Linked DNA regions of Homo sapiens: region 2 is linked to region 1. Evidence: read pairs that join two places in POLR2A ChIA-PET (ENCODE). Cell type or tissue: IMR-90. All regions are shown on one strand. Each heading gives the region's core, and the rest is flanking DNA. Links, peaks and the distances in the headings are about the cores only.

Region 1 (17,236 bases), core at 4,838-9,837:
TCATATTAACTTTTAACTTGTCATTTGTGGCCTTATAACAAAATACATAAGAAGAATATATAAAATCTCAGTTATTAAAGCTTGCTGGTTGTTTAAATCCTAGATAAAGGGGTGTTTACCTTAATAATGGCCTTTAGGCTAGGCATGGTGGCTTATGCCGTAATCCTAGCATTTTGGGAGGCTGAGGTGGTAAGACTGCTCGAGGACAGGAGTTCGAGACCAGCCTCAGCAACACAGCAAGACCCCATCTCTACAAAAAATTAAAAAATTAGCTGGGTGTGGTGCTGCATGCCTGTAGTCTCAGCTACTCTGGAGGCTGAGGTGGGAGGATTGCTTGAGCCCAGGAGTTTGAGGCTGCAGTGAGCTGTAGCACCGTAGTACTACAGCCCAGGCAACCTGTCTCTGAAAAAAAAAAAAAAAAAAAAAGGCCTTTGGGCTGGTGGTGCACACCTGTAATCCCAGCACTTTGGGAGGCCAAGGCAGGCAGATTGCTTGAGCTCAGGAGTTTGAGACCAGCCTGGGCAACATGGCAAAACCTTGTCTACAAAAAATACAAAAATTAGCTGGGTATGGTGGAATATGCCTGTAGTCACAGCTACTTGGGAGGCTGAGGCAGGAAGATCACCTGAGCCCGGGGAGGTTGAGGCTGCAGTGAGCCCAGATTGCACCACTGCACTCTAGCCTGGGCAACAGAGTGAGATCCTGTCTCAGAAAAAAATAAAGACCTTTAATATACAAAGTTAATGCTGCAATCACCATTATTAGGCCTGATTATCTGAGAGTGGTGATAGGTTTGAGATAATCCAGTTATTTTCTCTCATTTCTACCATTTCTTCCTATACAAGGTTTATATTATTTGCTTGGTTATAGGATCATTTGTTTGAACATATGGCTAAGCATTCCAATCAACATAGCCAACTAATTATATCTAGCTGTCTTTCAACAGAGTTCAGGAAAGGACAGATTTCACCTCATTATATATTACCTGGAAAGACCTGGTGACTAATTTTTGATCTCTGAAAATGAAAATCTCAATGCATGATCAGATGATTCTCCCACAGTAATCTAGCACAGAAGGTACTTTTTGGTTAAGGTGATGGATACTCTAATGCACTGCTTTTCAAGCTATCCGTGGAGAAGCACTGGCCTTGTTTTCCTTTTCTTGTTTTCAATCCATTGTGGACTAACAATTTTATAAAATACAATAACAAGGAGATGAAAACAAAAAAGAGTCATACAAACTACAAGGCCTAATTTATTATTACTATTATATTCAACGGTTGTAAAGTTATTCTGTCAAATTGCTATAAATGATCCTAACTGCTTACTCTCAATTCCTGTGCTGTTTGGACCGGTGACAATCTGCATGCAGCCTGGCACCAGCCTGAGGACTGGACTTTGAACAGCACCACCTTAATGTACCGAGTTAGGAGGCCAGCAGGTCTTATTTTCCAGTTGGACCCTGCTGGTGGAAGCAGGATCTGGTCAAAACATGGTGCAATGAAGACGCTGGCTGAAAAGAGGAAAGTGACCTCTAGTTGCTCTCACTGCTCATTAGCACAAGACACTCCTACTGGACCCAAGATAGTTTACAAATGCCATGGCAATGGCCCAGAAGTTACCTTTTATAGTTCTGGAAATTCCCCACCCTTTTTCCAAAAAGTTCTGAATAACCTGCCTCTTAATTAGCATATAATTTAAAGTACATGTAAATATAGTTGCTAACAGCCCATACACTACCCTCTGGGCACATAGCCTATCAGTTAGCCCTGCAGCACTGGTTCAATCAAAGTTGCTTTTTCTTTTTTTTTTTTTTTAATATTTAACAGCTTTACTGAGATATAATTATAATAAAAACCCTGCATATATTTAATGTATACATTTTGATGGGTTTGAATACATGCATACATCTGTGGAACCATTACCACAATCAGTGTAATAAACATCCATCACCTCCAAGTTTCCTCCTGCCCATTTGGCAAGATAAAATAAGATCCAGAGATCTGCTGTACCACATCGTGCCTATAGTTCATAATACTTTATTGTATGCTTAAAATGCTCTTAAGAAGGTAGATCTCAAGTTAAGTGTTCTTACTACCCCCCGCCCCCCCACCACACAAAGTTGCTTTTTCTTATCCTTGGCTCACTCTTAAATTCTTGCCTGGGCAAAGCCAAGAACCCTCCTTGGCTAAGCCCCTCAGGGCAGCCTGCATCAGTATCACCTCTGTCACAAAACTTCATGCTTGATGGTTCTGAAGGGAAAACAGATAGCTACCTGTATTAGAGAGTTTGATAGTCTCATATATGAAGGATAGTCTCATATTTGAAGGATAGTTTGATAGTCTCACATTTGAAGGAAGCAAGACAGGGTAATTTCTTGAAGGTGTTTCCAGTTTGCTGATTCCTGACCTGGGTCATTTGGGTTCATACCTGCTCATGGTTTCTGTGCTCATACTGGGCCAGTGCATCTTGAGTTCCTTACTTGACCATGGTCCTCTCCTGAACTGCCAACTTTTGATGTTTAGGAATAACTTCCTCTTCTTAACATTTGGCTTCAATGGAATGGAGCAGGAAACACTTAACTCAGGTGAAGATTTAAGAAAGATGTCCTAATAGGCTCTTTGCCCTGGGAGGAAGACTTTCATTTTATACAATATCTGCCAGGATTTTAAATCTGAAAATACCATCTCCAGTTATCACTAGACTGTAGCTTTGGTCCATGACTCAGCTAAATACTGACTAACTCTTAAGTACTTGAAGTGTTTCATTATACATGTATCACTGTATAAATAATGAGGTAACTCATTTAATATTCTTTGTCACAATATCTTAACAAATATTTCTCCCTAGCTCAATATAAGTTTGTTTGGGCCATCAATCTTACTTCATAAGAGTTTGAATTTTAGTTTGTTATAGGTAGCAAGAGGTAAATAAATCTTGCTGAGAAAGCCATAGAAAATTTTTACCTGTTTTTCTTTTGCTCCTTCTGTTCATTTTTATCTTGATAAATTTCATGGTTTTGGTTTCTACTTAGAACTTGTCATCTTTAAAAAACTGCTATAAAGCAAGTTTGGCTAATTTGCTTAATAAAAATGTATCTCACAATGGATAAAATATGATTAATGGACAGATAATAACTTCTTTTACAAAAATATATGATTTTCTTTTTAAGAAGTCTGAGAATATTATGCAATTTGCTTAAGCTTTTAAATAATTCCATGTCTAAAGGTTCCAAGTTATCTAACCAAAGTTACCCTGGATAGGTTTTAGCTGCAGTCATGTTTTTTGATCCTCTGCTAGGCAGACACACAGGCTAAAATCCACTGTGGTGCTAAGCATTAGGTGACTAAATCAGGGGCATGGTAGATGTATAGAACTTTCAAAATTGTACAGATGCTAACATAAACCATCACACACAAATGGTACCTTTGCTTTAATCAACCTCCTAACTGGAACATTTCCCAAAATACAGCCCCCTGCTTCTATTCCTCTCCTATCCACTCATATGGTTTTAGGATTCATTTCCCACGTTCAGTTCCATAACTCAAATATTTCTCTTTGTCATTTCTTTCTTTGCCTCAAATTCAACAGACCTAAAATAAAATCAATTTCATAATCTTAGGGTTGGAAGAGATCCCAGGGGACATCCAATCTTGACTTTAATGGCTACATAAATAGCTTCCATAAAACATCCAAGAGAGGGGTTCTCTAATCTCTCCTTTAATGTCTCCAGCTCTAGGAACTCCCCTCTTCCCAGCGAAGCCATTTTGGGTGCATAGCTTCCAACGCCAATTCTATGTCCAAGTTTTCCTACACAGGAAATTATATCATCCTCTTTCCAGTTCCCAGGTCCTCTTAATTAAGTCAGCACCATCTGATTACTCTCCAAACGCTCCATAGCTAATCAGGTATGAGATGGGTCAGGCCTAAGTTTTTAATCAGCCACCTCTCACAGACCCATAATTCCTGGAACATAATTAATTGCTGATTAATTACACTGATATTTTAAATCTATCAAGAGCTCAATCTTAGCAAAAGAGGGTTTCTTGCTTTGAATCTGATGCTTCACGTGATGTTTTTGACCAAATAGCCATGTGAAAATTATGTTAATCATAGGTTAGAAATAAAATTACAGTTTACTAGCAGATGGAGTGATAATTGTATAGTTTATACATCATTTAAAACTCCTGTGGAGAGAAAAGTGCTGACTGCAATGAAAAATGACATTTCGAGAATTTTTGGTAAAATCTACATAGTTCACAGGAGAAAGCTCATTCTTTTAAGTTCCTTGTATTTTTCTTGCCCTTTAATAATGTGCAGACACAGGCTGGCTTTCCCTAAAAATCAAAGAAACACAATCATCTACCTTTCCTGTTATACTAATGCTATAATGCTAGCGCCTTAAAATTTCATGAAAAATGAAAAGTGAAAACTTTTGGCAGCCCATTTATTTTCAAATTATTTCGGTAGCATGGATAAAAATAGGAATACTGTATGTTACAATATCATATCTCTACATACATGAAAACAAAACTATGCCAAAAGCTCAGTTATATGTAGCTCATTAAGGCCCAGATTCTTTTCAGATCTAAGATACAGCATTAGAAGAAAATGACTTAGAGATGAGTAAATCACCGGTTATTACAAGAAGTTTCCAAAAGCTGTGTTGCTGCGGTGAAACCTGCTAAAAACAAGGTGACTCATGCTGTTGTTTAGAAGCTGGATGACAGAAACCCATTGGAGTACGCTAATTTCCCTCACTTCTCACACCCCAGTTACAAACTCATTACATTCAGGGAATGCAGCATTAAGTTATTTGAGAACTGCTACTTCCCAGAGGATTCAATGAGGTAGAAATTAGTATAAAGGACAAGGGAGACTATTCTCTGTTATTTAGATCTTTAAAAACAATAAACTTCCACAAGAATTGAAAGCAGGTACTCAAGTAGATGTATATGCATGTTAGTAGCACTGCTATTCATAACAGCCAAAAGGTGGAAACAGCCCAAGTGTCCATCAATCCATTCATTGATGAATAAAAAAATTGTGGTATATCCATACAATGGAATATTATTCAACCACAAAAAGGAAGGAAATACTGATATATGCTACAATGTTGTACCTCAAAAACAGTATGCTAAGTGAAAGAAGCCAGGTACAAAATGTCACATAATATATATTCCATTTATATGAAATGTCCCGAATAGATAAATCCATAGAGATAGAATGAAGACTGGTGGTTCCCAGGGCTTTAAAGGGAAGACAGAATGAGGAGGAACTGCTTAAGGGGTAAGGGATTTTGTTTTGGAATGATGGTAAAGTTCTGGAACAAGACAGAAGTGGTGGTTGAATGTATTAAATGCCACTCTATGTATTACATGCCACTGAACTGTTCACTCTAAAATGGTTGAAAAAATTAAAAACAATGAACTCCAGTCTTAAAACCAGATTCTTACCTCTAGAGTCCTCTCCACTATACTTTGTACTTACCTTACACACCATGGACGTCATTGCTCCAAGCCGAGCAGCTTGGACACACTGGTTGGCACCTTTCCCTCCAAAGCCAATAAAAAACTTATGTCCATGGATGGTTTCTCCAGTTTTTGGCAAACGAGAAGTAAGACTATTGTAATTTAAAAAGAGAAGAAAAAAGCATATTGGTAACTGTAATCAATTTAAGTTCTTTAGAAGAGAGGGAAGGCTATATGGTAGAGCTCTAAATAGTCTTAACAATTAGAACTATAAGCAGAAGCAACGAAGATTATCTCTTCCTTTAGGATGACATTTAGTAGTTTGCATCATTATCAAGAATGAGTCTCCTTGACAGAATTCCTCTCTCTCTCCTAGAGACCACTACTGTGGCTAGTGTTGTACTGCATCAGGGTTATTCATGAATACTTTTCCTTCATATTCTCTTTCTTAATGCCAGCACAGAACTTTATTCACAGTGGGATTTAATAAATGGGATGAAATTAATGTATATTTCTATATGGGTTTATCTGGTCACTTTAACAAGAAGCAGGAAGTGTTAAACCAAGAAGCAGGAAGTGTTAAACCAGACCAGGATTCTGATAATCAAGTACAGGACCTAAGGAGAAGAGGGAAGTTACAATTCCAGGTGCTAAAGAATCTTTTTTGTTTACTAAGGGGTAGAGTAAGAGTGGGGTGTTCAGAGAGCAGGATCAGGTTTTAGTCTTAGTCCATCCTGCATACCACATCATTTCACGTGCTCACTCAAAAAGGGTGTCTATTTTAAAAAAGGAACACTAAAGAGCTAAGTTATTTTTAAATTTTTATTATGGAAGATTACAAACCTATAAAAGTAGAGAAAACAGCATACTGGCTTCCCTTTCCCTCATTCACCTATCATCCAGATTTAATAATTTAATACTTATTGTTTCATAGCCAATCTTGTTTGAGTCAATACCTTCATCAGCTTCTCTAAGAGGTAAGAATTTTTACCATAATGCTATTATTGCCTAATGATGATAGTATTAAGTGAGGCAAAAAGAATAAAAGGTTTGATCCAGGGTAAGATTTTTATATTTCATATTATTAAAGATGGAAGGTGTGAGGAAATAAAATATTTGAAGGATGGAAGGAAATGATTGACTTTAAAATGAAAGAGGCATTCTGGGGAGTTCTAGGGCAAGTGAAGAAGATGGGCTCAGGTGGCACGAACACTGGCTAGCTGGCCACAGAGAAGTGGGCCAAGGGCCAGAGGGAGCAGATAAAAAGAGGGTAGGTGTGACCAAAAAAGGTTAACTAGCTTTAGATAGGAAAGAAAGGTAAAGAGGTAAGTTCACAATGGTAAGGCCACTGAGAACCTACACTGCTTTTACAGGTTAGAAATTTATATTAATTTTCCACATAGGTTGTGATCTATCTGAAGTCAGTATCTTATATTAGAACAGAGCAATGACAAGTCCTAACAGCCAGTTTGCAACGGGATGACATATAACTGATGCTAAGAACACACGATTGCTTCAATAAAGACCAAGCTCAACCTGTTAACCTCCTTTATATAGCTCTAAAAGTGTCAATAAATTGAGCTGAACTACTCCATTCCCTTGCAGTACACTGTCAAATATGGTTGAGATTCAAAAGAGCCTCATCAATAATTTGAAAACATCCCACTCCTCCCCTTTAAATTCTATTTTTATCTTGGATTCTAAATGCATTTATAGTACTGATGAAAAAAAATATACATCTAGAAGGTTCACTTCTGAAAAAGGTACTCAATCAAGAGAAAAATGGTTTTAATGTAATGTTATTATCCTGTCATTTAATTTAGCAATGACAAGTGATGATGAGATTTTGATTTGCATTAGAAATCTTAAACATCTTAGGATTCTGTTATGAACAGGCAATGATGAGTAATCTGTGTGATTGAGTAACTATGTGAATTCTTGGCTTACTGATGCTGCTACAAACAACACTCAGAGCAACCTGAAAAAGAAAAAATATACCATGTGGCTAAAAACAGGCCAAATAACTTGATTAGTAAGACTGTCACTAAAGAAACTTATGATTTCCACTACATCTATACTTAGATCTGGGTTACAATTCACTGGTTTGAATCAAGTGTAATTTTTATTACTAACTGTGAGAATTCATTTAAAAATCACCAGATTATTACTGGGATGTATATATATATGTGGGGGAAGGGCAAAATCATGGGTACAGTAGGTGTGTTTGATGTGGGAGCAGATGGCTGGGATTTAAACTCATTTCTAAACAACTTCTATTAACACAAGCATTGTATTAATTCAGTGATCACTGAAATTCTTCACTCTTTTGGTATTTTACTAATTTCTCCTCTTTTTCTTCTGCATCCTTCCCCTACTCTTGTCTCTTTCTTCCCTTAACTGTAGACTTTCCCTGCATGAGGACAGGGACCAAGTCTGTCATGTTCTCCATTTTATGCAATGTGTCTGTCACTTGACACGAGGTTAACAGATATTTGCTGATTGAACAGATTTTTGTAAGAGTCTCCCTTTGTCTCTGTCTCTGTCTCTCTTTCTCTCTTTTTTTTTTTAAACAGAGTCTCTCTCTGTCACCAAGGCTGGAGTACAGTGGCACGATCTCGGCTCACTGCAACCTCCACCTCCTTGATTCAAGTGATTCTCCTGCCTCAGCCTCCCAAGTAGCTGGGATTACAGGGGTGCGCCACCAGGCAAGGCTAATTTTTGTATTTTTGGTAGAGAGGGGGTTTCATCATGTTGGCCAGGCTGGTCTCGAACTTTTGGCCTTAAGTGATCCGCCTGCCTTAGCCTCCCAAAGTGCTGGGGTTACAGGCATGAGCCACCGCGCCCAGCCTCCCTTTGTCTCTTTTCTGTGTCTCCCCCGTATAGCATCTATTCCTGTTCTGAAATGAGGATGTGGAGGTGTTGATTAGGGAAGCAGGGGGAGACTGGCAGGGATGACTGGGCAACTGTCCGACAATAACAACTCCATATTTTACCAGATCTTGCCCACTGCACTCCCAGTATCAGCAGCATTCCTCTTCCACAAGCAAGAACTGTAACTAGAAGTCATATATTCCTTCATTCATGCACTAATTCAACAAATGTTCATCACTGTGTCCTGATGTATCTCCTACAAGGCAAAATCAACTTGTTGACAATGGCATTAAACCTAACCCTGATGCAAGTAATACACGAGTGAAGAAAATAATTCACGGAATAAGGAGATTAGTATGTTCCATTTCTTTTTGGGGGGGGGGTGGAGTCTCACTTTGTCTCCCAGGCTGGAATGCAGTGGTGTTATCTCGGCTCACTGTTACCTCTGCCTCCTGGGTTCAAATGATTCCCCTGCCTCAGCCTCCCGAGTAGCTGAAATTACAGGCATGCACCACCATGCCCAGCTAATTTTTTTTGTATTTTTAGTAGAGATAGGGTTTCATTTTATTGTCCAAGCTGGTCTTGAACTCCTGATCCCCCTGCTTCAGCCTCCCAAAGAGCTGGGATTACAGGTGTGATCCATGGCGCCTGGCCTGATTTTTTTTTTTTTTTTTTTTTTGAGACAGAGTCTGCTCAGTTGCTGAGGCTGGAGTGGAACACAAAAATGGCTCACTGGAGCCTCAACTTCCTGGGCTCAGATGATCCTCCCACCTTAGCCTCCCAGAGAGCTGGGACCACAGGTGCACACCACCACTCCTGGTTAATTTTTTGTATTTTTTTATAGAGACGGGGTTTTGCCATGTTGCTCAGGCTGGTCTCAAACTTTTGGACTCAGGCGATCCTCCTGCCTCGGCCTCCCAAAGTGTAGGGATTGCATGCGTGAGCCACCGTGCCTGGCTGATTTATGTTATTTAAAAGGAAAAAGATATAGGTATATGTTCTCCCATGATATGTACATGCATAAAAAGTGAAAAGTTAAATGACAGGTATTCACAAAGAAAGGTGGGGACTAAAAGTTTGTGTGTTATTTTATATTCTTATGCACATAAATACATACGACAAGAATATTTTAGTGTATTATACGATACCACTTGTCACTACATCAGATTCACGTGGCCTCTGCCTCATTTACTAGCCACCAGTTCTTGGTGGGCACCAGCTGGCTTCTCGCAGGTGTCACCTAACAGAGCCTTACTGAATGCTGCTCTCATTCCACCCCTGGGCTTCTGTCTCTTCAGACTGTCCTGAAGGACTGAGCAGCCAGTGGTCAACTTGCAAATGTCAAATACCTTTGTATACGCTCTTCCTTCTTCCCTGTCCCCTGCTCTTGACTCGGGGGTTATAGTGCTAACTGACTATGTGCACTTAAGCCTCTGTCTTAGGCTCTGGTTTCTGTTAAACCCAGACTAAGACAGTTTATGGCGGATTTAATTTTTTATAAAGTAAATAAACTGAAGAGTGGAGAGAGCAACTAGGAAGTTAGTTACAAACAGGCAGAAGCATTTCTGAATTATAAATCCTAATTTAATTTGAATGAGACTTTCCTATCTTTCTTCCTTATTGAAATCATGAAATTATGTTCAGGTTCAAGAAAGCATCTGCACAAAGCACCGTCTCCTGGGATGAAAGCATTACTATGATTTGTTCTAATTAAAAAAAAAAAGAGGTTTAACAGAGTGTCAAAGACAGAAAAATTAAATTGCTCAAATTAAAAAGAAAAGGAAACAGTATTAGTAGAAATACATTGTTACTACCATTTAAAGGTAAAAATAGTGTAAATTTCTGAATGAGGGAGAAAACCTGAACAGAGAAAACCATGCCTAAGAAATATATTTGAATTTAAAACAAATTCATAGCTTTTAAAATGCCACAATGTCTTCAGGTTGGACTGAAAGGAACAGTGATAAATGTTCATACATGGCCCCAGTCTTCCCTGCCATGAGAGGCCACGTGGTTAGAGCCTGGGTGTGCCAGGCAGGAGGCCTGAGCCACTTACTGATTGTATTACTTTTGACAGCTTTTCCCTCTTTGAACCAGCTTCTTCTCTTGCAAAACAGGTTTAATAATACTTGTCAACTCCTTAAATGCCTGGGTTTTGTGCTCTGAGTTAATTCACTGACAGGTGTTACCAGAACAACTTATCAATTGCTTTTAACTTCTTGACAATGATGTGGTTTTTACAGATTCTCAGAGATTATTCGAACCAAAGGAAGGAATGACCCGGTAATAGGGGGATGAAAAGTCTTTCAACCAAAGAGGTCATGCTAATATTGGCTTCAGCCAAAAGTCACCAAATGTGTTGCTTTTTGGCTTTTGCACTGATCTTTTCTCCTTTTGGCTGCAAGCTTCTGACAACAGAAGCCTCTATAACAGGAGATTGTACTATTAATTATTACCCAATTAAAATTCATTACACTAATTTATTATTCTTACTGCCTGTATTCTTCAACCATATTTATTCTTCTCAGCATTTGTATATGCCACATTTAAAAGGCTGAGAGTAATTTCAAAATCAAGTGAGTGACATCTATTTCTACCTCTGTAAAAAAATCTCCCAACTAAAAATTCATTCTATGTTCCCTAACCCTTCATTTGCAGACGTATATGTTATTTATTTAAGGTAATGAAACATAAATTATGCTTTATGCAGTTTTTAACTGATTTTGATTACTAACCCATATCTTTTTTTTTTAAGAGACAGGGTCTTGCTCTGTTGCCCAGGCTGGAGTGCAGTGGTACAACCACAGCTCACTGTAACCTCGAACTCCTGGGCTCAAGCAATCCTCCTGCCTTGGCCTTCTGATTAGCTAGGACTACGGGGGCACACAACCATGCCCAACTAATTTTTTTTTTGTAGAAATGGGGTCTCGCTATGTTGCCCAGGCTACTCTTGAACTCCTGGCCTCAAGCAATCCTCCCACCTTGGCCTCCCAAAGCACTGATATTACAGGCGTGAAACTCATATCTTTTCCTAGCTAAAATGTCTGCGACTAAAATGTCATTTTGTCTGAAGATGCAGCTACTCTGGAATTTGTAGAGTGGACAAACAACACTCTAGCCAGAAGTGACCAGCCTTTCACAATGTCATATCCTTGAGCCCTATTTATTTAAAACTTACTTATGTGTGAAAAAGTGTACCAGGCAATGAGAGAGACAATAAAGATTAGTACATATGGTCTTCTCCCATGTTACAGTCTTACAGGGCTGACTTCATTCACATCTCTGCTCAAATGTTACCTCTTTAGAGAGGACTTCCCAGACCACCTTATAGGAGACACTCCCTTCTTAATATAATTTTTAAGTATTGACTCATTCATTCTGAGAAAAAAAAAAACCAGGTTTTTGAATCAGAGACAGCATTTAAATACTTATACTTTAGTTCTCCAGTCCCCCACAAGGTTACATGATAAGAATAACTCCCTAATAGTAAATTTTGGAGCCTATATAGGACATTTCACACACAGCTGCTGCTCCTTCTCCCCTCTGGGGTGGGGGAAGAAGCAGCATGCATCACCTGCACATGACCTACTGACCTTTGCTTTGTAAACAAATCCTCTCAGGGAGAGAAGGGGAGGGTCTCTAGGTTTACAACCTTCAGAAGGAAAACAAATTATCTTGGGGAGAAGTCTCTGAATCTCTCCACAGGTCTTTAACTTCCAAGGCTTGTTTGCCATTCAAACATTCTTTAGGCCGGGCGCGACGGCTCACGCCTGTAATCCCAGCACTTTGGGAGGCTGAGGTGGGCAGATCACGAGGTCAGGAGATCAAGACCATCCTGGCTAACACGGTGAAACCTCATCTCTACTAAAAATACAAAAAATTAGCCAGGCGTGGTGGCAGGCACCTGTAGTCCCAGTTACTCGGGAGGCTGAGGCAGGAGAATGGCGTGAACCCAGGAGGCGGAGGTTGCAGTGAGCCGAGATCGCGCCACTGAACTGCAGCCTGGGCGACAGAGCGAGACTCCTTCTCAAACAAACAAACAAACAAACAAACAAAATTCTTTAATCCGGTGCCAGAAATCTTTGCTCAGAAAGTCCTGATCATGCAGAAACATGAAAACATTCATGAAGCATTGCTTCCCAACAATTTTCTTCATAGCAATATCACTACATGACATTACAATACTCATTTCCTTCTTTTCCTGCTTTCTTTTGGATTAACTGTATTCCATTTTACGTTCCCTGTTTGTGTGTTATATTCTACCTTCCCTTCTCCTCCTCCTTTTTTTTTTTTTTTTTTTTTTGGTAGAGACAAATCTCAGTAAGTTGCCCAGGGCTGGTCTTGAACTCCTGGCCTAAAGTGAGCCTCCTACCTTGGCCTCTCAAAGTGTTGGGATTACAGGCATAAGTCACCATGCCTGGCTGATTTTTTCCCCTAGTATTTTAAAAGTGGTTGATCTAGGGTTTACAATATGCATCTTAAACTGATCACACTTTATTTTCAAACAGTACCATACCACTTTACTTAAAAATGTAATCTACTTTACATATTCTTCCATTTCCCCTTCCTAACCTTTGTGCTATTGTCATACATTTTACTTCCACATGATGTAAACGTCACAATACTGTTATTACTTTATTAATTTTAAATGTCAATTGCCTTTTAAAGAAATTGAGAAGTGAAGAAAAAGTCTTTGTATTTACCCATATATTTACCATTTCTGGGGGTCTTCATTCCTTTGGGTGGATCTGGGTTTCCATCTGGAATCATTTTGGTTCCACCTAAAGGAACTTCCTTTAACATTTATTATAGTGTGAGTTTTCTGGTGATAAATTCTTTTATTTTCCTAAAAAGTCTTTAGGAAGTCTTTATCTTTCCCCTTTATATTGGAAAGATATAGAATTCCATGTTGACAGTTTAGTTTTCAAGCACTTTAAAGATTTTATTTTCTTCTGACTTGCATCTTGTTTCTGACAGGAAGTCTGCAATCAATCTTTGTTCCTCTATATGTAATGTGTACCTTTTTTTTCTTAACCTCTGGATGCTTTTAAGAGTCTCTGTTTATAACTGATTTGCAGGAATTTGATCACAATGTGCTCTGATGTAGTTTATATCATGCTCATCCTGCTGGATGTTCATTGTTTGCATAGTTTGCATCAAGTTTAAAAAATTTCAGCCATTATTTTTTCAAACGCTTTTAGTGCCTCTCTGCTTCTCTCTCCTTTTATTCTTAGACTCCAGTGACATATATGGTAGGCTGTTCCACAGGTCACAGACACTGTGCATTTTTTTTCTCTGTGCTTCAGTTTAGATAATCTCTTTTACTAGTTTTTCAAGTTCACTTATCCTTTCTTCTGTCATGTTCACTCTGCTATTAGGCTCATCCAGTGGATTTTTTATTTCAGATATTGCATTTTTCATTTTTTAGACCTGGAATTTGGTTCATCTATAGATCTTCCATTTTTCTTCTGTTCATCTTTTTCTTTAAATCACTGAGCATATTTGTAACAGGTCTTTTAAAATCCCTTTCTGGCTGGGCATGGTTGCTCATGCCTGTAATCCCAACATTTTAAAAGGCTGAGGTGGGAGGATTGTTTGAGCTCAAGAGTTTGAGACCAGCCTGGGCAACATAGTGAGACCTTGTCTCTACAAATAATTTAAAAATTAGCTGGGTATGGTGGCGTGCACCTGTGGTCGCAGCTACTTGGGAGGCTGGGGCAGGAGGATTGCTTGTGCCTAGGAGGTTGAGGCTGCAGTGAGCTCTGATTGCACCACTGCACTCCAGCCTGAGTGACAGAGTAAGACCCTGTCTCAAAAAAAAAAAAAATGCCTTTTTGCTAATTCCACCATCCCTGTTTTTCTGTGTTTATTTTGACTGAGTGGTTTTCTCCCCACTCTTGGTTATAGATCACATTTTCCTGATTCTTTGCATGTCTAGTGATCTCTGGATGCTCACTAGTTACTCCAACATGGGCAGAAGTAAATATTTTTGAATGAACGGTCTACAGCTTAAAAGAAATTATATTATAGAAAGTTGAGAAGACAGATGCCTAGGTACATAATAAATAATACAATGGGGTGAGAACAGGGCAAAAGTGCTATGTATGACAGAGGCCCAAGGGAAAAAGTAAGCCAGTTATGAAATTTCCGAATTGAAAATGAAGTTATGTGACGGGAGTCTTTATAAACTTAGTTGGGAATATGGTCAGAAAAATGGGGACGAAAAGGGGCACATCCTTTTTATTCTTCCAGTATGGCATGGAGGGCTGAGTATACAAGGTGTCAGGAGAGGCTTATCACTCAAAATATTAAACATACACATAAAAATTAAAATACTACCTAAGCTCAGCAAATCTTTTTGGATAATTATATATATATACTTCCTTCCAGCTGAGCTCAGTCCTAGAGGAAGAAAAAAGGTTGGATAGGGAGGTGGGGAATGAGCTAATTTTGGAATTAGAGATTGCAAGAGGCAAGGGCAGGCAAAATGTATATGTATGTATAGGGGATTAGGAAGTGGGGATTGGACAACTATTTTGGATGGCAAAGGTATGTGTACAAGAACTGGAAAGTGGGAAAATCAGAATGCTGAAAAACAGAGCAGAAAGGGTTTGGTGGAACAAAGTCATTTGTCAAAAGTTCCTGATGAACTGCTTTTAAATTCACTGAAGACAAGAAAAGTATGCATTTGTAAAATAATAAAAATGACAGTGACAAATAACTACAAAACCAATATTTTATTTTCTATTTTGCCAATTAATTATAGTAAATTTTAAATTCCAGAATGACTTCTGTCACTACATTATAATTATCTGGGTTACATCTTTTTGCCATCTGCTGGTGTAGTTTAAAGAAATAAAAACAGATTTTAATTTTATCCTAAGCAAAATATAATTAGAAGGATAAATCAGCATAAGACAAAATAATGTAATCTGGAATCAATTATTAAATTTTAATTTATCTACTATTTTTGGTGATCATATATAATCAAGAACTCATTATGTTATTTTGAGCTTAACAATATATTTGTAAGATGATCTAGGGTAGGCATTATCATCATCTGTTTTAGGGAAAAAGTGAGAGTTCAAAAGGTATTGGCTTATCAAAAAAACACATAGCTGTTAGGGGTTGAGCTAATTTTTAATTCAGCTCTTCTGACTCCATTGCTATAGTTTTTAACCACAATATGCTACTTTCTTTGACAATTGGTATTCTTTCAATTTTGACTATAATGTTGGATATTCAATACATAAAACACACAAATATTTACTTAACAGTCATTTATATAAGAGCATAAGAAACAATAATTCTATACTAAAAACAACCTATATTTCATCCCTTTCCACCACTTCTTGTTTTGAGTGTGTCACTAGGTGATGTTACACAGGAAAGAATGGTGGCTTTCCTCGTGGTCTCTTGACACTGTTCATTCTTAAAATCTTACTTGTATTTCAAATATCTTTGCATAGCCTATTCTTTATGCCTGAAAGTTCTTTCCTTTGCTTCTCAGCTGAGCTAATCCATTCAAATCCTTTAAAATTCAACTCAGACAATCATCTCCTTTGGGAGTCCTAATATAGTAAGTCCAATTGAAATAACTAATACATTAATAATGGCAGATATTTCTAGAGGACTTATTATATGATAAATACTGCACTAAACACTTTATAACTATCAATTCACTTAATCATTACAATAACCCCATGAGAAAGTTATTATTATTTTGATCCTATTTCACAGATAAGGAGAATGAAAATCAGAGAGATTACAAAACATATCCATGTTCACCCAGTAGAAGATGGCAGGGCCAGGATTCAAAGCAAGGTTGATCTGACTCCAAAACTTACAAAATATTATCCAGAAATGTACCTAAAGCTCCTTGGACCTATTTATATTTTAGGATTTTATAATTTATTGTGTAATTTTTATTTAATAGTAATTATACTTCTGAAGAACACTGGTGTTCTTCAAGCTGAACCAAGATGCTGAGACAGCAAGGCCAAATAATGGTGCTCCTTTCCTACTTAATTCAGAAGGCATTAAGTGAATGGACACTATGTTATCAAATTTAACTTTTCTTCTTAAACCCGAGTGCAGTATTCTTTATGTAACCTATAGTCTAGCAGAAGAGAGCATACAATTTCATGGGAAGTATGAATATAGTTAACTTAAGCTTAATGTTCTGTGGTATTCCACAAAAAGTGTGACTTACCTGTGCTCTACAGCAGTGGTCCCCAGCCTTTTTGGCACCAGGGACTGGTTTTGTGGAAGACAATTTTTCCAGGGACCAGGGGGAGGAAATGGTTTTGGGATGATCCAAGCACATTCCATTTATTGTGCACTTTATTTCTATTATTATTACAGTGTAATATATAATGGAATAATTATACAACTCATCATAATGTTGAATCAGTAGGAGCCCTGAGCTTGTTTTCCTGCAACTAGACGGTCCTATCTGGGGGTGACGGGAGACAGTGATACCTGAAGTGTGTTGTTTATGTCCAGTCTACTCCATAATCTCGTTTTGGTTGCTGTTACTGCAGAAAACTCTGCTTCACAAAGATAGGGTGTTGGAAATGGAAGCAAGCTTTTCAGTGCTTTTGGGGCAGTCTCTGGATATTATGCCTTGACTTCAATCCGGACTGTGTGAAGATTTGAAGCTGTTTCAACATACTTTTAAGGCCACCGTCATTTGCGATCTCAAGCAGTTGGTCCTTTTCCAGCACGGACAAAGTCGATTCACCTTGGCTTATCCACAAATGGGTTGCAGATCCATTCCTTCCCAGTCTGGGGGGTCTTTTGTGGTTGGGAAGTAATGCTCAAACTCCTTTAAAAGCTGAGATAGGTGATCATGCACCAGCTGGGGGAAAGAAGGCCCTGGTTCAGTCTCTTTC
Region 2 (5,000 bases), core at 1-5,000, 100 kb after region 1:
CCACAGAATCTATGAGCATAAGAAAATGGTTGTTTTAAGCACTGAGTTTGGGGTAGTTTTGTAGGTGGCAGTAGTAATTGGAATGTAGACCCTGAAGAATAGGAGTGGACAAGAGCCTGTAGGAGGGTGGAAGAGATGGGGAGAAGAGCAGAGATATAGAGGTTAAGTCTCCAGAGGGAGAAGGAAAAGACAAAAGGATTAGGAAAGAAATGGGTGAATATTGAGGAGAAAGGGTGAGGAATTCACAACTGATGACAGTAAACAGCATTTAGTTTTTTCAAGAATTCCACTGGCTGCTTTATATATTTTATATATATACATATAAATGTTTATAAATGTATATATATAACATATATACATATACATATATGCATAAACTTATATATGTTTATATATACACACACATATATATGTATATATGTATATTTAGTTTTTTTTTAATTTTTATTTTTTATGAAGTTGAAGTAGAGCTCACCTGCCAAGAGGTAGAAGGTCTACAAAGGCCTGGCTGCTTGGTGGAAAGTATTGAAGATGGTATAGATGACTGACCTTTAGCTTCTTGCCTAACAAATACTCTTGTGAGGAAAGACAGACAGAGGCTTGGCATTTTGTCATTAAGTGTGAGTGGTCTGCCTTCCTTGGGAGAATTTGCACACAGTATACACTATCAGTGTGAAGTACTTTGAGCCCTGCAGAAGAAGGAGAGATGGTTTTTTCCAGAGGAGTGCCTTGGGCTCAATGTGGCTCTGTGTTCGTGAGTTCTGAATCTCAAGATAACTTGAGGAATTTGAATAACCCAAAGCCACTTGTAGTTTTGTGAAATGGAAGGACACCACCTTTAGAGTGGGTACTTAGATTTTAAGTGCTTTCTTGAGAGAAGAAGGCAACAAATCTCCAGTTCTAACTATGAAGCTTTAGAGAGCTTTTGTCCAAATTGAGGACTCAGCATGAGTTGCTAATTGAGTGGCAGAGTTGCTTCTATAAAAGTAAGAATTGTTTTCTGTAGCATCCAGCAATCTGGTCACCAACCACATGCGAGTCAATGTATTGTTTCTGTGAAGGATTACATGCTCCTTGTTTAAATATGGTCCTAAGAGCCTAGGAATCCTGCAAGTTTTAGACAGACAGTTTTCCATTTAGTGACATAAGATACCTAATTAATTGTTGGAATCTTTTAATTAATGTTTCATGAAGAGAGATGCTGGAGAGCCTCATTAAAATACTATTACTGGATAAAAGAACAGTAGTTTCATGACAGGATAACTGTGATATATCCAATCTTTATGTAGTCTAGTCAGAAGATAGAATTTGCTCCTAGGTTATCAGGAGTCTAATATATTTCACTTTTAATCTCTGTCACATGCTTCTATTTCAATATTTCTTAATGTTCTGTTTTTTTTTTTCCTGCTGTGTTGGAGTGACCTTGGCACTTCTGAGATGTTGTGACTTGTGTTTGCTTCTTTCTCTACTTCTTCCCTGAAAACTGCAATACATGTAGATAACTCGCTGTCACAGACACTGCTTGATTTCCTTCTGTCTGACTTGCGTAATTTTCCTGGCAGAGGCACAACTGTCTTTGTCCTTTGTTATCATCAACTTACATTTAAACTATCAGAAAAAATTGCCATTTTGATGCTATTGCTTTTGAAAAACTGCTCATTTTCTTTTGCTTGATTTTTTTTTTTCGTACTTTCAGTGAATGTTGGCTAGAGCTTGTGTGTCTTTAACCGTTTTTACTCTGGTCATAGTTTTATTTTTATTTTTTAGTCTTTTCATTCATTGCTTCTGAAAAGCATTTTTTATGTCTACTTTTGAAGAATTCTGATTGCTTCATCCTAATTTTTCAGCATCTTAATTTTTCATTCATTTCAATAGATTTTTTTCCCCACTTCATCTTCTGTGGATTACTGGACTTGCTTTTGTTCATTGTTAGACTTATTGTTTAGATCTGTCGTGTGTGAACTCAAAGGATCCTTCATACCATTTTTTTTACATCTTTCTTATCCAGTTACTGGGCATTTCAGAGTTATTTGACAGTAGAAAGTATTCAGTTTTTTTCATGAATTCCACAGGCTAATAAACTTGATTTTCACAAAGTTTGTGAAGGCGGGTGGAGTTTTGCACAGACTTCCAAGCACTATTTTGTGGGAGCTAAAGTATAAGGCATAGTCCAAGATTGCCCTTTGTGTGCAAGTTTGATTCTGCTGCTAGTGCTCTGGTTTGTGCCTGTGTGTGCAGTCAGCAAAAGACTCATTGTTAAACAATGAACTCAGAATTCAAAGAAAGATTGGTGTGGTTTTTTTTTTCTCCCCAGCTAGCATTCTGTGGTTATTTCTACTGATTTTTTGGCAAGTGTTGCTTGTCTGTGTCGAGCTGTGCCACATCAGCCTTAAGTTTCTACTTTGCGTAGCTCAGCTAGGAATTAGAAAGAAATATTTACAGTCATATAACATTTCGTATTTTCCAAAGTAGTTTTACTTAAAATGATCTCATTTTAATCTTCCAACAACTTTCTGAGGGCTGGCTGTCTTGCTTTACATATAAGACAGGACCACAGAGCCTAAGTGACTAGCCTGAGGTCAAATAACTGGGAGATCAGGGACCTGGAACTCAAGTCCAGGACTTCTGAGTCCCAAGCCCAATGCTTTTTCCACTTCACATGTTAGGAAATAAATATCATCTTTATTATCATACAATAATAACCTGCTTCTCAGTATTAGTAGATAAGAGCAAATCAACTGCTTATGATGAGAAATAAGGATAAGCAATGGCTTTGCTGAATAGGAAGCAAACACACTATCAGATGCTAATGCCTTCTGCCATACATCAGCTGGGGAAGGTGGTGGTCAGTTGGCATTGGGAAGTAAACTGAAAAACTTCCATTATTGTGTGGCCATCTCTTAGACACTTTAGGAGTAACAACTTGTGGTTGGTTATTTTTTTTTTGTTTCTGAGGACAGAAATCACCTGCAGAAATTGGTGAAGACAGGGTGAGAAGTTAATCAGGCTTATGTGAGACAAAGGCTCAGTTTCAGCTTTGAGATGTAGAGAATAGTCCTAAGTGCTTTATTTTGCTATATGTGTTTTTAAGACAACAGACGGTCCGATCCTCAAACTTACAATGGTTCAACTTAGGATTTTTTCCCTTTGCGGTGGTGCGAAAGTGATACACATTCAGTAGAAACTATGCTTTGAGTACCCATGCAACCATTCTGCTTTTCACTTCCAGTATAGTAGTCAATCAATTACATGAGATAGTCAACACTTTATTATAAAATAGACTTTGTGTTAGATGATTTTGCCTACCTATAAGCTAATGTAAGTGTTCTGAGCACATTTAAGGTAGGCTAGGTTAAGCTATGATGTTCAGTAGGTTATTAAATGCATTTTTTACTTAACAATATTTTCAGCTTATGATGGGCTTACTGGGAGGTAACCCCATTGTAAGTTGAGGAGTATCTGTAGTTAGCATGTGATTGTATCTTCTATGCCTTGACCCAGTAATATGGATTTGTGATTCACTTCTATTACCTGGCCTAATACATCTCTAATTCCCTTAATTATCTTTTTTTTTTTTTTTTTTTTTGAGAGAGAGGGTCTCACTCTGTCACCCAGGCTGGAGTGCAGTGGTGCAATCATAGCTCACCGTAACCTTGACCTCCTAGGCTCAAGTGATCCTCCCATCTCAGCCTCCTGAGTAGCTGGGACTACAGGCATGCACCCCCGCATCTGGCTAATTTTTAAATTTTTTTTGTAGAGATGGGGTCTCACTATGTTGTCCAGGCTGATCGCAAACTCCTGGGCTCAAATGATTATCCTGCCTCAGCCTCCCAAAATAGTGAGATTACAGGCGTGTGCTACCATGCCTGGCCCCCCTTAATTATATCTTTTTGATTCATAAGTTAAACAACAGTTTTGAACTACTTTCTAAAATCATTTGGAAATTTTTGTTTGTTTCTTTTTTTTAAGAAATGAGATCTCACTCTGTGTCACCCAGGCTGGAATGTACTGAATCATAGCTTGCTGCAGCCTCAAACTCCTGGGTTAAAGCAATCCTCCGGCTTCAGCCTCTCAAGTTTCTGGGATTACTGGTGTAAGCCACTGCATCTGGCTAATGTTTTAATTTTTTATGGAGACAGGGCATTGCTTTATTGCCTAGGGTGGTCTCTAACTCCTAGCTTCAAGGGATCCTCCTGGCCTCCCAAAGTGGTGGGATTACAGGTGTGAGCCACTGTGCCTGGTGGTTTTTCTTTAATGTGGGAAATATGAGGGAAGGAAACTTAAAGGTCAAGATAATAAAGTGGACCAGATACGTATAGCTAAACTCTTTGAGCATTTGTGAGTGAAAAAATTGGGTTTTCATTTTCAAATGTACTTAAAATGTATTTAGAAATGAAGTTATCAAAAGATTTTAACTGTAGCTTTTGATTTAAATAAGTACCCAGTTTTATTTTATGAAACAGAAGGGATCAGAAAGAAATTTGATATGGTCAAAAGCAAATTTAATTAAAATAGAATATTAGCTCTTCAAGCTACTATTTTGCTATAGTACCTCTTAAGAAACATGGGTTTGTCAGAATTTATGTCATCTTAATAATTAACTGAACTGAAAGAACTGCATATGTTTTTAGAGCTAAAGACCATTTGATGTCATCTAATTTACTACCTATTGTAGCAATTGCTTTAGTAGTGTTCTTGGTAAATGCATATGTAGCTACTATCATTAAAAAGAATATTATCCACGAGACAACATTACAGTGCTCATTCAAAAAATATTTTTGTCGTAGGAACAAAACAACTTTATTTTCTTATTTGCATTGACAGTTTTATGGTACTGAAAGGAGCTCTCAGCAGAATTCTTATTTGAACTAATTAACCATACCAAAATTCCTTTTATAGTGTTGATCTTTTTGACAAGTGGAATTACTAGAATTACCACAGTAATCATCTGGTTGAAGAAATTGTGGATAATGGCAGCAGACTATAGATGAAGGAAATCG

Evidence for each region. ChIA-PET counts read pairs that join two places held together with the same protein. Peaks named below come from ENCODE experiments on the same cell type or tissue, not always from the same donor. Only the 100,000 strongest peaks of a DNase experiment are listed, where the experiment ranks them.
Region 2: POLR2A ChIA-PET joins it to region 1 with 13 read pairs; 3 of 35 experiments call an interaction of 5 or more read pairs at or near these places.

What each region holds. Positions count from the first base shown.
Region 1 is chr2:27,852,949-27,870,184 of GRCh38, forward strand. It overlaps RBKS (ribokinase), which reads right to left. Exons shown (of 8, transcript NM_022128.3): 2 at 5,491-5,623. Among named protein-coding and RNA genes, the nearest start is that of RBKS, 29 kb to the right of the region's middle. In IMR-90, for the core only: no CTCF peak of the experiment used is centred there; a DNase peak (open chromatin) is centred at 7,423.
Region 2 is chr2:27,958,158-27,963,157 of GRCh38, forward strand. The region is part of intron 3 of BABAM2 (BRISC and BRCA1 A complex member 2); the gene reads left to right. Among named protein-coding and RNA genes, the nearest start is that of MIR4263, 36 kb to the right of the region's middle. RefSeq lists a silencer at 1,405-1,699. In IMR-90, for the core only: no CTCF peak of the experiment used is centred there; DNase peaks (open chromatin) are centred at 2,314 and 4,024; H3K27ac peaks cover 1,717 bases.